Linked DNA regions of Homo sapiens: region 2 is linked to region 1. Evidence: chromatin contacts called from ENCODE Hi-C or POLR2A ChIA-PET data. All regions are on one chromosome and are shown on one strand. Each heading gives the region's core, a stretch centred on a gene start or an enhancer-like site at or near the end of the contact. The rest is flanking DNA. Distances are from core to core; before and after follow the strand shown.

Region 1 (6,182 bases), core at 1,907-4,406:
ATCTTGGCTCACCGCAACCTCTGCCTCCCGGGTTCAAGTGATTCTCCTGCCTCAGCCTCCCTAGTAGCTGGGATTACAGGCATGCGCCACCATGCTTGGCTAATTTTGTATTTTTAGTAGAGACGGGGTTTCACCATGTTGGTCAGGCTGGTCTCGAACTCCTGACCTCAGGTGATCCGCCTGCCTTAGCCTCCCAAAGTACTGGGATTACAGGCAAGAGCTACCATGCCAGGCCTAAAATGGGTTATTTCTGTGCCTAGAGGTAAATTGCATCAGTGCTTTCCCATCTGAAACAAAACACAAACCACTTCATTTCCATGTCAAAAACTGATTCAATCTAATCTACCCATAAATCAGGCTTTCTCATTAACCTGAATTTGAAGTTTCTCTCTTTTCCAGCTGCTTTTATGCTCTAGGTGGAGTTTAGAAAAGAGAAGTCTAGCTTAACCATTCGTTGACAGAAAAAAGTAGAAATTGTCATTTCTTCCCTGAAAATACCAGAATTAGTAAATTGCTACCTTGCCCATAATCCTGTAATAAGCAGAATCTGCATTATGGTTGGATATATAGCATGAATCTCAACTACTATCTGGGTTTTTGTTTTTATTTTTATTTATTTATTTATTTTTGAGACTGAGTCTCACTTTGTTGCCCAGGATGGAGTACAGTGGCGCAATCTCGGCTCACTGCAACCTCGGCCTCCCAGGTTCAAGTGATTCTCCTACCTCAGCCTCTTAAGTAGCTGGGATTACAGGTGTGCGCCACCACGCCCGGCTAAATTTTTTGTATTTTTAGTAGAGACGGGTTTTCACTATGTTGGCCAGGCTGGTCTCGAACTCCTGACCTTAGGTGATCCACCCGCCTCAGCCTCGCAAAGTGTTGGGATTACAGGCGTAAGCCACTGCGCCCGGCCAATATTTTTTTCTTTTTTCTTTTCTCCTTTTTTTTTTTTCTTTTTTTGAGTCAGAGTCTGTCGCCCAGCCTGGAGGGCAGTGGTGGGATCTTGGCTCACTGCAATCTCTGCCTTCCAGGCTCAAGCAATTCTCCTGCCTCAGCCTCCTGAGTAGCTGGGACTACAGGCCTGCACTACCACACCTGGCTAACTTTTGTATTTTTAGGAGACAGGGTTTCACCATGTTGGCCAGGCTGGTCTCGAACTCCTGGCTTCAAGTGATTCGCCTGCCTCCCAAAGTGATGGGATTACAGGCGTGAGCCACTGTGCCCGGCCAGGGTTTTTTTTTCCTGAAGGGCTGATCATGGCTTTGTTCCACTCACTGTGCCCTTCTTCCTCTGCTTGGAACTGGACAGAAGTTCCAATAAGCTACTGTCTTCTATTAAGTAAGGACCAGACATGAAAAACTTTATGGTGGGGATGAGTGGATGGGGCAAGGGTTTGGGGAGCAATGATCAACTGGGTAAAATCCTGGGGAGTGGCAATTGAGTGGGAAGGGAGTCAAGAAGTGTTTAGGGAAGGATGTCGGGGAAGTGAGTAATAGGTAGGTCAGAGGATGGAGCAAGGGAATGTTGAAAGGCAACGGATATGCTCTGTGGACAGGTGGCAAAATATCTGAATGGGGGCCCAGGGAGGGCTACTATGGAGTAACAGGGAAGGGACCCTGAGGTGCTGATTTCTCAGAGATAGACAATGGGATTGGATATGTGTTGGTGGAGGAATGCAGAAAGCCCAGGCCAACTCCGAATGCCATTCATTTACATGAAATCCCTCTTTATGCCTCCACCATCTGCAACAGACTATGTGCTCACCCAAATGGCTTGCTTTTAATTCCAGCAAATAATATCCCCTCTGCTTTCCCCCAAATACAAAAGACACCATTTAAATTCAGCCAGGATGGAAGATCATGATATTTGGAGAAAATTCAAAGTCTGGGCCGCTCAGCTGTGCCTTATCATTCAAAAGTTACATTTTGTTCAGGTTGGCTGGCTTCACATGGTCATCTCAACTTTTCACTCCTGTTTCTTTCTTCTTTTTTTTTGAGACAGAGTCTCGCTCTGTCGCCCAGGCTGGAGTGTGCAGTGGCGCGATCTTGACTCACTGCAACCTCCGCCTCCTGGTTTCAAGCGATCCTCCTGCCTCACCCTCCCGAGTAGCTGGGATTACAGGCGCCCGCCACCAAGCCTGGCTAATTTTTATTTTTATTTTTTATTTTTTAATTAGAGAGGAGGTTTCGCCATGTTGCCCAGGCTGGTCTTGAACTCCTGACTTCAGGTGATCCACCTGCCTCAGCTGCCCAAAGTGCTGGGATTATAGGCCTGAGCCACCCTGCCTGGCCCTCTCCTCTGTTTCTTGACCTGGTTTTGTTTACAATTTGTTGCTGCAATCTTCCTATAACTGTTTCCAGAGTTGTGTGACGAAAAGGGAGGCTGGCACGCAGAGAGATTTCTCACACTCTGTTGGCTTGTGCAGTTGAGACAAAATTAAGCAATGTAGAAATTTAAGCTTCAGTTTTTAATGACCTAGGTTTTTCCAGGCCTTCCCATTTTGGAGTATCACAGTACTCAGGGATTTCTGAGTTTTCTCTCCCTTCCAGAGGAACTATTCTTGAATGGGATTATTAAGCACCCCTTCCTCAATTCTTCAACAAAGCTCCGAGGAATGAATGTCTCAAGTTCTGCTGCTTTTAAAGTATAAAAGATAAATTCAAAGTTCCTTATGCTTCTCCTTTCTGGGAGAATTCTGGGTTTTACTCCAACAGTGGGAAAGTTTTCTAAGCTGGTTTTGCTCCTGTCTCATGGGCAAGGCAGTTTGGTCGGTGGCTGTTCTGTGGGCTGCTGTCTGGAGGAGACGGTCGGTGGAGACGGTCGGTCGGGGAGGTCACCCTGACAATTATGGCCAACTGACGGTGGAGGGAGTGGTCTCGGTTTGGCCCTCAGTCTGGAGTCACAGTCTGGATTCACAGGCAGCGCAGAGAGATGTTGGCTCAGGACCTGAGGCTGAGGCGTGCTGGGACAGCCTAGGGGGTGTCCTGGCTTTCCAGGGGCTGGGGAACCCTCTCTGGCCCGGGGGCGGGAGAAGCTGTTCCAGAATCGGTTCTGGCTCCACTGCCACCTCAGCACTTTCTAATTGCAGCTCCAAACAGCCGCAGCTGCAGTCATAGCAACAGGCCCCGCCCACCGGGCTTCGCTCCTGGCGTCCAGCACGTGACGGCGACGCCTGCGTCGCTCCCTCAGCCCCTGGCGCTAAGGGAGGCGGGGAAGTGTGGGGGGATGACGTTTACTCTGTCGTCTCCATGGATATAATGCATAGACGTCAACGTCGCCAGTGTTTGGTGTGTAACGTTCTTCCGTCTCCATGGGAACGTCAGGCGGCCAAACACCGGGCCCCAGCAACAGGCTTCTGATTGGCCCGAGGCTTCCAAAGGCGGAGCTTCGTCTCCCGCGCCCGCTCGACTGTGTTGCTGTTTTGGTTGTTGTCTCCCACTTGTTTATTTCTCTAACAGATCCTGGAGGCTGAGGTCTAGATCGGTCGCCAAGGATGGGATCCAGGAGAAAACGTGCTGAACGTGCAGCTTGCTCCTACCGATTACAGCCCAGCAGATGACATAGTTCCACTGTGCTCTAGTCCATTGTGGGAATTATGGCCCTCATGCCCGGCGTCTGTCACAACCCAATATTTGGTGTTATAACCCCTGCTCCCACCCCCCAGCACATCTCAGAAGTGCCGTTACCCTCTCAGTCACATCCCAGAAACTGTGTTGCCTTCACGGTTACTCTTGTTTATGCTTGAGAGCACTCGGAGGCCTTTCCATATCTAAAGCCTGCATTCAGTGCTACCCCCTGCAGGATTTGGATACATTTCCCCGTCTGGTCCTAATTCTGTTGAATGACATCATTTATCCGTATTCCCACCCAGAGATGGGCAGATTTCTTGTAACCTGAATAGATACCAAAGAATCCCAAAGGACCTGGGTGGGTACTTCTATTTATGGGCTCATTGGATCTTATTCTTTCCTCTCCGCCTGTTTTAATTCAAATCGGGGGGACCATTTGATTTCTCCAATAGAAACAGAAAGAAATTGAAGACAGAGATGAACACAGATCAAGAGCCCAGGTTTCTTGATATCTAATACTAATATACTGATGGAGTTAAACATTCCAAGGTACGAATGTGTCCAGAAACAGTTTTAACCTTACCCTGGGTTTCCATCAGTGAAACCAAGTTAACATCTGGCAAAAGATAGCGATCTAGCCTCAGGGGTTTCAGTCAAGTTGCGCTTAAAAGAATGCCTTAAAATCTGTAGTTATGGTGTCAAATATAATAAATCTTCACCAGCTCATGCACGTACAAGTCTGAAATGTTTCATAAAAGGTTTAGATGACCTGATAACATGTTTCTAAAACCCAGAGAGAAAGAGAGAGACTGATACAAACGTCAAGTTAAAAACAAGAAAGTAAAATTAGTTTCATAGATTGGGGTTGATAAGGGGAATCTCTGTCCTCTATGCTCTAATCTTAGCCCACTACCTCCTTTCCTCTATCTCCTCTGGTGGATATGCTTGCTATCTGTCCTCCCCTCCGACTCTTTGGCTAGCCTTATAGCCTATAATTTCCTTCAGAGATGTAGTGAAATTAAATGAAATTAAGAGCCTGCTTAATGCAAACAGGACCAAAGGGCACAGCTCTTTATCGTAATGAACTTCATTCTGATTAAGTCAGGGACTGCAAGTGCTTACTATTTACCCAGTAAATATATTAAATTGCTAGGCTAGTCTCCCTTCTGTCCTGACACTGCCAGGGAATATTTGAAAGTCGGATATAAGATCCATTTTAGACCATCAAACATCCCTTCTAATTCTATCATCTCTCTTTATGTTTCCAGGAATATAGCATGTCTTGGTCTCTGAGAGCCAATATATCTGGGTTACACTGAAAGAGGAATAACGAGATAATATTTACACTGTACATTGAAGATGACCTGAAAAGCTGGAAGAGGTGACTGAGGGCATTTTCTCAGTGTGGATGAAGAAGAGGGGAGGAAGGTGAAAGATGACAGAATATCTAAGTGCCTAGATTTGATTCTAGCATATGAACCCATTTTATGATTCTGTCCAAGGGCATCAGTTATAACCTCCAAATTTCCATGTCCTTCTCCATCTCCCAGTCTTAGAATTTTTTTTTTTTTTTTTTTTTGAGACAGAGTCTTGCTCTGTCACCCAGGCTGGAGTGTAGTGGCAGGATCTTGGCTCACTGCAACTTCCACCTCTCAGGTTCAAGTGATTCTCCTGCCTCAGCCTCCCAAGTGGCTGGGAATACAGGCGCCTGCCACAACGTCTGGCTAATTTTTGTATTTTTAGTAGAGACAGGGTTTTGCCGTATTGGCCAAGCTAGTCTTGAACTCCTGACCTCAAGTGATCTGCCCACCTTGGCCTCCCAAAGTGCTGCTGGGATTACAGGCGTGAGCCACCGCGCCTGGCCAGTTCTTTCTTTTTTTTCTTTCTCTCTCCTTTCCCTCCCTCCCTCCTTCCTTCCTTCCTTCCTTCCTTCCTTCCTTCCTTCCTTCCTTCCTTCCTTCCTTCCTTTCAATGGAATCTCGCTCTGTCACCCAGGCTGGAGTGCAATGGCGCAATCTCGGCTCACTACAACCTCCGTCTCCCAGGTTCAAGCAATTCTCCTGCCTCAGCCTCCCGAGTAGCTGGGATTACAGGTGCACACTGCCACGCCCGGCTAATTTTTTGTATTTTTAGTAGAGACGGGGTTTCACCGTGTTCCCCGGGCTGGTCTTGAACTCATGAGCTCAGGCAATCCACCTGCCTCAGCCTCCCAAAGTGCTAGGATTACAGACGTGAGCCACCACAGCCGGCCAGGCCAGTTCTTTCTTTTTGTTTGACCCAAACATGGTCATGGGCCATGATGTGGGACCCAGCGAATTTTTAGTCTAGGAAATACCAAATAGATATCGTTTTGATTGTATCGTGAGAAGCAGTTTGTTTCATATATGCTTGCATGCGCACACACATGCATATTCTTTTGCTGCCTTGTGTTTCGGCTGAGCCTCTCTGTTTAGATGACCAGATTCAACATAAGGACCATGATGTCCTTCTATGTTGCTGACTTCCTTAAACCACAAGATGATTAATTTCCCCAACCTATTTCCTCATCTATAAAATGGGGTCTGGACAACTCACTGACCCCACACGTTTGCTTTGACCCAAGAGGATTGCAAT
Region 2 (6,182 bases), core at 2,578-5,077, 280 kb after region 1:
TAGGATTACAGCAACTGCACCTGGCCTTATGTTATTATTAAAAGGAATCCACTATGAACATGATTTTTTGCCCATTTGGCTCACTTAGGAAGCATTTTTAAAGTCTTGATGCCTGCAACCACTCCAGAACAATTAAATTGGAACCTCTGGGGGTCTGGCATCCAGGAATCCAGACTGTTTAAGGCTCTCCGGGTGCTGGCAGTGTGCACAGCCAGGGTTGAGAATCAGAAGCAGTACATTTGCAGCCTATCAGGTCTGTACCTGAATATGTGGAGTGAGTAGAATGTGTGGAGTGAGCAGAATGTGTGGAGTGAGTGTGGGGCAATTGTGTGGGTAAGTACACAGATACTCTGTCACATACAGTGGCCTGATGGCTTAAAACAAAACAAACGGCCAGGTGCGGTGGCTCACGCCTGTAATCCCAACACTTTGGGAGCCCGAGGCGGGTGGATCACGAGGTCAGGAGATCGAGACCATCCTGGCTAACACGGTGAAACCATGTCTCTACTAAAAATACAAAAAATTAGCCGGGCATGGTGGCGGGTGCCCGTAGTCCCAGCTACTAGGGAGGCTGAGGCAGGAGAATGGCATGAACCCGGGAGGCGGAGCTTGCAATGAGCCGAGATCGTGCCACTGCACTCCAGCCTGGGCGACAGAGCGAGACACGGTCTCAAAAAACAAACAAACAAACAAACAAACTATTCAAACCCTTGCTTTGATGGCAGTTATTATTTGTTTTGTTGTTTGGTTTTGAACATTGATAATCTTGCTAGTGGTAACCTTTGTAACTCGAAGCATCAGTATCAGCCAAGATTGCATGCATTCAGAGACAAGTGAGAGACCAGCCATCAAATGAGGAATCAACAAATCATGGCCTACTTTTCTCATGTAACAAGAAGTTCAAAAGTGGAGAGACCAGGCTACAGCAAGGAAGAACCAAGCTCCTTCTCTCTAAGCAGCCATCCTCAGTATGAGGCTTTCATTCTCTAGGCTGTGAGATGGGTGCCGAGCCTCTCGGCATCAGTCTATGTTGAAGGAAGGAAGCCTTTGTCCTTATGAGCAGGCTGTGCCTTTTTGGTAGGAAGGGAAGCTCTGCCTTCACCTCCCTCCCGCCCATCAGGTACTTCTGCTTACGTATCTTTGGTCAGAATTCTGTCACATGGCTACCCCTAGCTACAAGGTAAGGTAAGCTGGAATTTTTTTTTTTTTTTTTTTTTTTTTTTAGCAATTCTTTTCCCAGTCTTTCTAGAGGAAGGCAAGGCAGAAGGGGTTTGGGATGGACGCTGAATGAACCAAACTATAGTTTTTTTCACATTTGAGGGCAATGAAATCATAGTCTTGAAAACCAAGGACCAGGCGATAGCCTTTTCACCCTGTGACTAGACAGGTCCCTGAGGGCACGGCTGATGTGGCCAATCTTCTGTAAATGCAAAGGTGCTTATGGCCCTAGAGCTTCAGCTCTAAGACATGAAAGTGAAGGTTCCTCCAGAATCACACACGTGCATTATTCAGCGCAAAGATCTGTGGTTTGGTGATTCTTCTTCTCCTTTCATAAGGTGAGAGGCAGCAGTTGGGGTGAATTTCCCCAGGAATGGTGGGAGATGTGGGCCTAGATCCTCCCGCTGCTTGGGAAGAGTCGTACTTTTCAGTTGGAAGCCTGCTCCAGGAATGGCGGGCTCCACCCTCTGCATGTGACGTACAGGGGCTGGTAACTGATGGAGCCTGAACATATATCTGGGTGTGAGGGATAAGCTTCGAACGCCACTTAAGTGTAGGTGGGAGCCAAAAGGTCACCCTGCCAATACATGATTACATGTCCTGTTGAGGAGAAAATACACAGGGACTATTTTCACCCTTCTGGAAATTGTGATTAGAAAATGCAAGGAGAAGGCCAAGACACTAAACTGGAGCTGGTAGGGAGGAAGCCTCAGCCCTGCTCAGGGTGCCTGGACAGTCCCCACCAGGGCCCAGCTAGGAAATGCCAGCCTTGTCCTTGGTCTTCGTCCCTAATGGCTCCCGGCGGGTGAGGGAACTGCCTGGGGATTCCCCATCGTTGAAGCGCTCTGTGAGTGACCCCCTCCTAAGCCCCTCCAGTAGGGGATTTCCCAGAATGTTCCCACGCCCCCAGGAAGCCTCTTCCTTAGCCACCCCCAAGCTGCTTGCGGTTCATGGTAGAGGTAGGTGGCATCAAATGACCCCACAGGTGAGGGATTTGCCTGAGGTGGGAAAAGAGGGAAGATAAAATTGGAAAGCCACCGGGGCTGAGGAATTATCTCATAGGAGAGAACTGTCAAACAGTATAACGTTTAAACAGACTTTAAAGGCAAGAAAGGATGGAGGGCACAGACTCTGAAGCCAGAGTGCCTCAATTCAAGTACCGGTGCTGCAACTTCCAAGCTGCGTGATCTTGAGCCAGTGACTTAACTTCTCTGTTCCTCTGTTTTTCCTCTTCTGTAAAACGGAGATAATATTTTCTACCACACAAGTTTGTTGAAAATATCAAATGTAATGATAACCATAAAATACTTAAAAGAGTGATTGGCACACGGAAGTATTCAATAAATGTTAGTTATTGGCCAGGCATGGATGATTCACGCCTGAAATCCCAGAACTTTGGGAGGCTGAGGCAGGCGGATCACTTGCGGTCAGAAGTTCAAAACCAGCCTGGCCAACATGGTGAAACCCCGTCTCTACTAGAAATACAAAAAGTTAGCCAAGTGTATTGGCGGGCACCTGTAACCCCAGCTACCCAGAAGGCTGAGGTGGGGAGAATTGCTTGAACCAGGGAGGCAGAGGTTGCGGTGAGCTGAGATTGCACCACTGCACTCCCAGTCTGGGCAACAGAGAGAGACTCTGTCTCAAAAATTAAATAAACAAATAAATGATAGTTAAGTTAACCTAGGCTATTTTTTTAAAAAAATTTTGGTTTCTATCCACCTTTTTCGTATAAATTGAGCCAGGTTACACCTTAGACCTATTAGATCAGAATCAGGCATCAGGATTGCTAAAGCTCCCCAGGGGACCCCAGTGTGTGGATGAGGTTGAGAATCATTGTTTTGGTCCAGTCTTTCCATTTTAAAGTGAGGCAACTGGAGCTGAATAGGGAAATCGAGTCACTGAGGATCACCCAGCCAGGACCAGGGCCCAAGTTCCTATTCCCATTTACCGCTGATGGAGCTCACCGTGGTCATGAGTTCAGGACCTGGCTCTGTGTCTGGAGGAAGGTCTGGCCTCGAGTCAGCCCTTGTCCAGAATATCTGGCCAGGTGACCCCCTCTCCATGCAGCCCAGGAGGCAGATGGTCAGCTCTATGATTGGAAGAATGTGAGTGACTCAGGGATCTTGTGTTGTGTTGTGTTGTGTGTGGGTCACCAAAACCGAGACCCAGCTTTCTCCTGGGAGACAACAGGGTAGCCAAGGACTTATTTTTTTGTTTTGTTTTGTTTTGTTTTTTGAGACAGAGTCTTGCTGGGTTGCCCAGGCTGAACTACAATGGTAAAATCTTGGCTCACTGCAACTTCTGCCTCCCAGGTTCAAGTGATTCTCCTGCCTCAGCCTCCGGAGTTGCTGGGACTACAGGCATGCGCCACCACGCCCGGCTAATTTTTGTATTTTTTGTAGAGACAGGGCTTCACCATGCTGGCCAGGCTGGTCTTGAATTCCTGACCTCAAGTGATCTGCCCACCTCAGCCTCCCAAAGTGCTGGGATTACAGGCGTGAGCCACAGCACCTGGCCAACTTTCTAGTGTTCTCGGGAGACCTTTGCCCACTCAAGTCTCCAGTCTCTCGGGGGAAGCAGTCAGTGTGAGAGAAGGAACACAGGGCCCCGAGCCAAGCCCTGCTCTGCGCCTCCCTCGCGGGCAATGAGTCTTTGCATCAAACACTCAAAGTTTCTGAACTTCTGAGAAAACAAGTGCCTTGAGGTGAATCCTATAGCACAGCTGTCACCAGCCTGTGGTCATTTTGGAGGGTATGTGGCATAGGTTTGTCCCAGGGTCTCAGTTGTCCTCATCTGTAGAGTGGGGATAATAACAGCTGACCTTCCCTATCCCACACAGAGCGTTATTGTGAGGAGTCTGATGGACCTGGATGAATTCTGAATAGGAGAAAGATGGGTACATGGATGCCCAAATGCAGGCTCACCCCCACCCCTCTCAGTAGCAGAAGACATGCATATGGGAGAAGCTGCATTTCCTCCCAGCCTCACTGTGCTCTAGGTGTCCAGCCCTCATTGTTAGGGGATGTCACTGTTGTACCTCTGGATAAACAGCTGCTCTCATGCCACCTTTGCCAGTTGTCCCTTCAGCTGGGCGAGCCCTTTCCAGGGCATGACTGCCCCAAGGAGGGCCAGAGGGGACTGGGCAATAGCAGGGACATGGAGGGACGAGGCCCCAGATCAGCCACTTCCTCCTGCAAGGGAAGTCAAACCCTTTCTCTCATAAGTGTCAGGCTGGCTGCACGGTCCCTGGGCTGGCAGGGCAGGTTTCTTGGGGGCCCTAGCAGGAAGCACTCTTGCTTCCCAAGGTAAAGACAAGTTTCTTATCACTGGCGGTGGTTTTCTGGTTAGAGGCAGCAGGCAGCGGTTACAAACTTTGCCTAGAGCTCTGGGATCTGCAAGCCAGGGAGGGGGAGGCAGACGACAGAGCTAGAGTGAGCTCAGCAGAGCTTGCTTAGGGAGGAAGGACCCGCTGTCACTTCCCGAAAGCTGGGCCAGCCTCTAGGCGGGGAGAAGGTCAGAGTGGCCCTCCCTTCTGCCTCGGGGTTTGCCCAGGCTCTTCAGAGCACAGAATTTACAGTAAATGTTGTCACCAGTGGAAACTCTCAGAGGGGGCGAAGAAAAGGGCTAGAGGAAGGAGCCAGGACTCCCGGCCCCCAGTTCCCGTCTTACCAACACCCCCTAGTCTCATCGTGTTGCTTGATCTTACCTTTCGGTAAAGAGGGGATGCCCTCCTTCTGGGATGTGCCAGGAAATACCCAAATGGTAAAATGAATGAGCCGGCCACACCTTGCAGAAGGCAGGGCTGTGACTCCATCATCGTGGCTCTTGATAACTCCTCTGCCCCGTTTTAGAGGGGCTTCCTTTGTACTGACCTTGGCACACTTTCTAGCTCAGAGCCCCATTCAAGAAATGCCAGGTTGAGGCTGAGCATGCTTGTGTCTGTCCTTCACAGATGATGGAACCTGGCTTGATGAGCAAGGCCATGTTGGTATATGCTTCTCTGCCATTTAGAAAGACCCCCCCCAGGATGTGGGGTTTAAGATGATTGACAGTATAACCGATTAACCTCATTAGCCTACAGCTCATGCACCTGATGGATTCGTTAGGGCAAATTTTATTTTATTATTTTATTTTATTTTTTGAGAGAGGACCTCACTCCATCAGTGAGGCTGGAGTGCAGTGGCATGATCATGGCTCACTGCAGCCTCCAACCCCTGGTGCTCCATAGCTAATTTTCTTTTATTTTTATTATTGTAGATACTGGGTCTCAATAATGTTGCACAGGCTGGTCTTAAACTCCTGGGCTCTCAGGAGGTAGAGGTTGCAGTGAGCTGAGATCGCACCATTGTACTCCAGCCTGGGAGACAGAGCAAGACTGTCTCAAAAAAAAAAACCCAAAAAACCAAAAAACTGCTGGGCTCAAGCGATCCTCTCACCTCGGCCTCCCAAAGTGCTGGGATTATAGGTGTGAGCCACTGCACCCAGCCTATTTAGGGCAAATTTTAAATGTCAAGTTATCTTACATCTGCTCACCACCCACCCTATTTTTGAGTTACCTTCTTCATTCCAGCAGATGATGTCATAAGTCTGTCAGTCAACAAACATCTGAGTTCATACTATGTGCCAGGCATTGAGCCAGGCATTAACAAATAGGCATTTAATAAGTGCTTGAATAATTAAAACAAATTTAAAATAATATTTAACTAGTGCTTTCCAACTTGCCTGATCATTAGAATGACCTGTGGCACTAGTTAAAAATCCAAATTTCACTCCCTAGTAGTCTAGTGGCTAGGATTTAAAAAAAAAATTATTATTATTTTTTTAATTCAGCTCTGCAGCCAGGCATGGTGGCTCACGCCTGTAATCCCAGCACTTTGGGAGACCAAGGTGGGCAGATCCCCTGAGGTCAGGAGTTCAAGACCAGCCTGGCCAACATGGTGAAACCCCGTCTCTACTAAAAATAC

The links. A loop is a pair of places that touch in the nucleus more often than their neighbours do. ChIA-PET counts read pairs that join two places held with the same protein, here RNA polymerase II (POLR2A). Pooled maps may share reads with other maps.
Region 2: a loop to region 1 is called in a pooled map, with 4 times the contacts of the local background. The contact joins two enhancer-like sites. A Hi-C loop is called at or near these places in 1 of 168 maps with a recorded cell type or tissue (naive thymus-derived CD4-positive, alpha-beta T cell), 1 of 37 single-sample maps with no recorded cell type and 11 of 50 pooled maps. POLR2A ChIA-PET finds 5 or more read pairs at or near these places in 4 of 52 experiments (H1, PC-9, T-cell and 1 more).

Annotation. Positions count from the first base shown.
Region 1 is chr14:75,255,920-75,262,101 of GRCh38, forward strand. No RefSeq gene overlaps it. Among named protein-coding and RNA genes, the nearest start is that of FOS, 20 kb to the right of the region's middle. RefSeq lists enhancers at 961-1,130, 1,025-1,524, 1,802-4,376, 2,224-3,202, 3,383-3,642. Within about 2 kb of position 3,157, at least 37 of the 41 ENCODE cell types and tissues checked have a DNase peak (open chromatin) inside an H3K27ac peak, as active enhancers do; they include PC-9, where a contact is called at or near this core.
Region 2 is chr14:75,538,229-75,544,410 of GRCh38, forward strand. All of the region lies in intron 2 of BATF (basic leucine zipper ATF-like transcription factor), which reads left to right. Among named protein-coding and RNA genes, the nearest start is that of BATF, 19 kb to the left of the region's middle. RefSeq lists a silencer at 412-626 and enhancers at 857-906, 977-1,036, 1,327-1,376. Within about 2 kb of position 3,828, at least 24 of the 41 ENCODE cell types and tissues checked have a DNase peak (open chromatin) inside an H3K27ac peak, as active enhancers do; they include PC-9, where a contact is called at or near this core.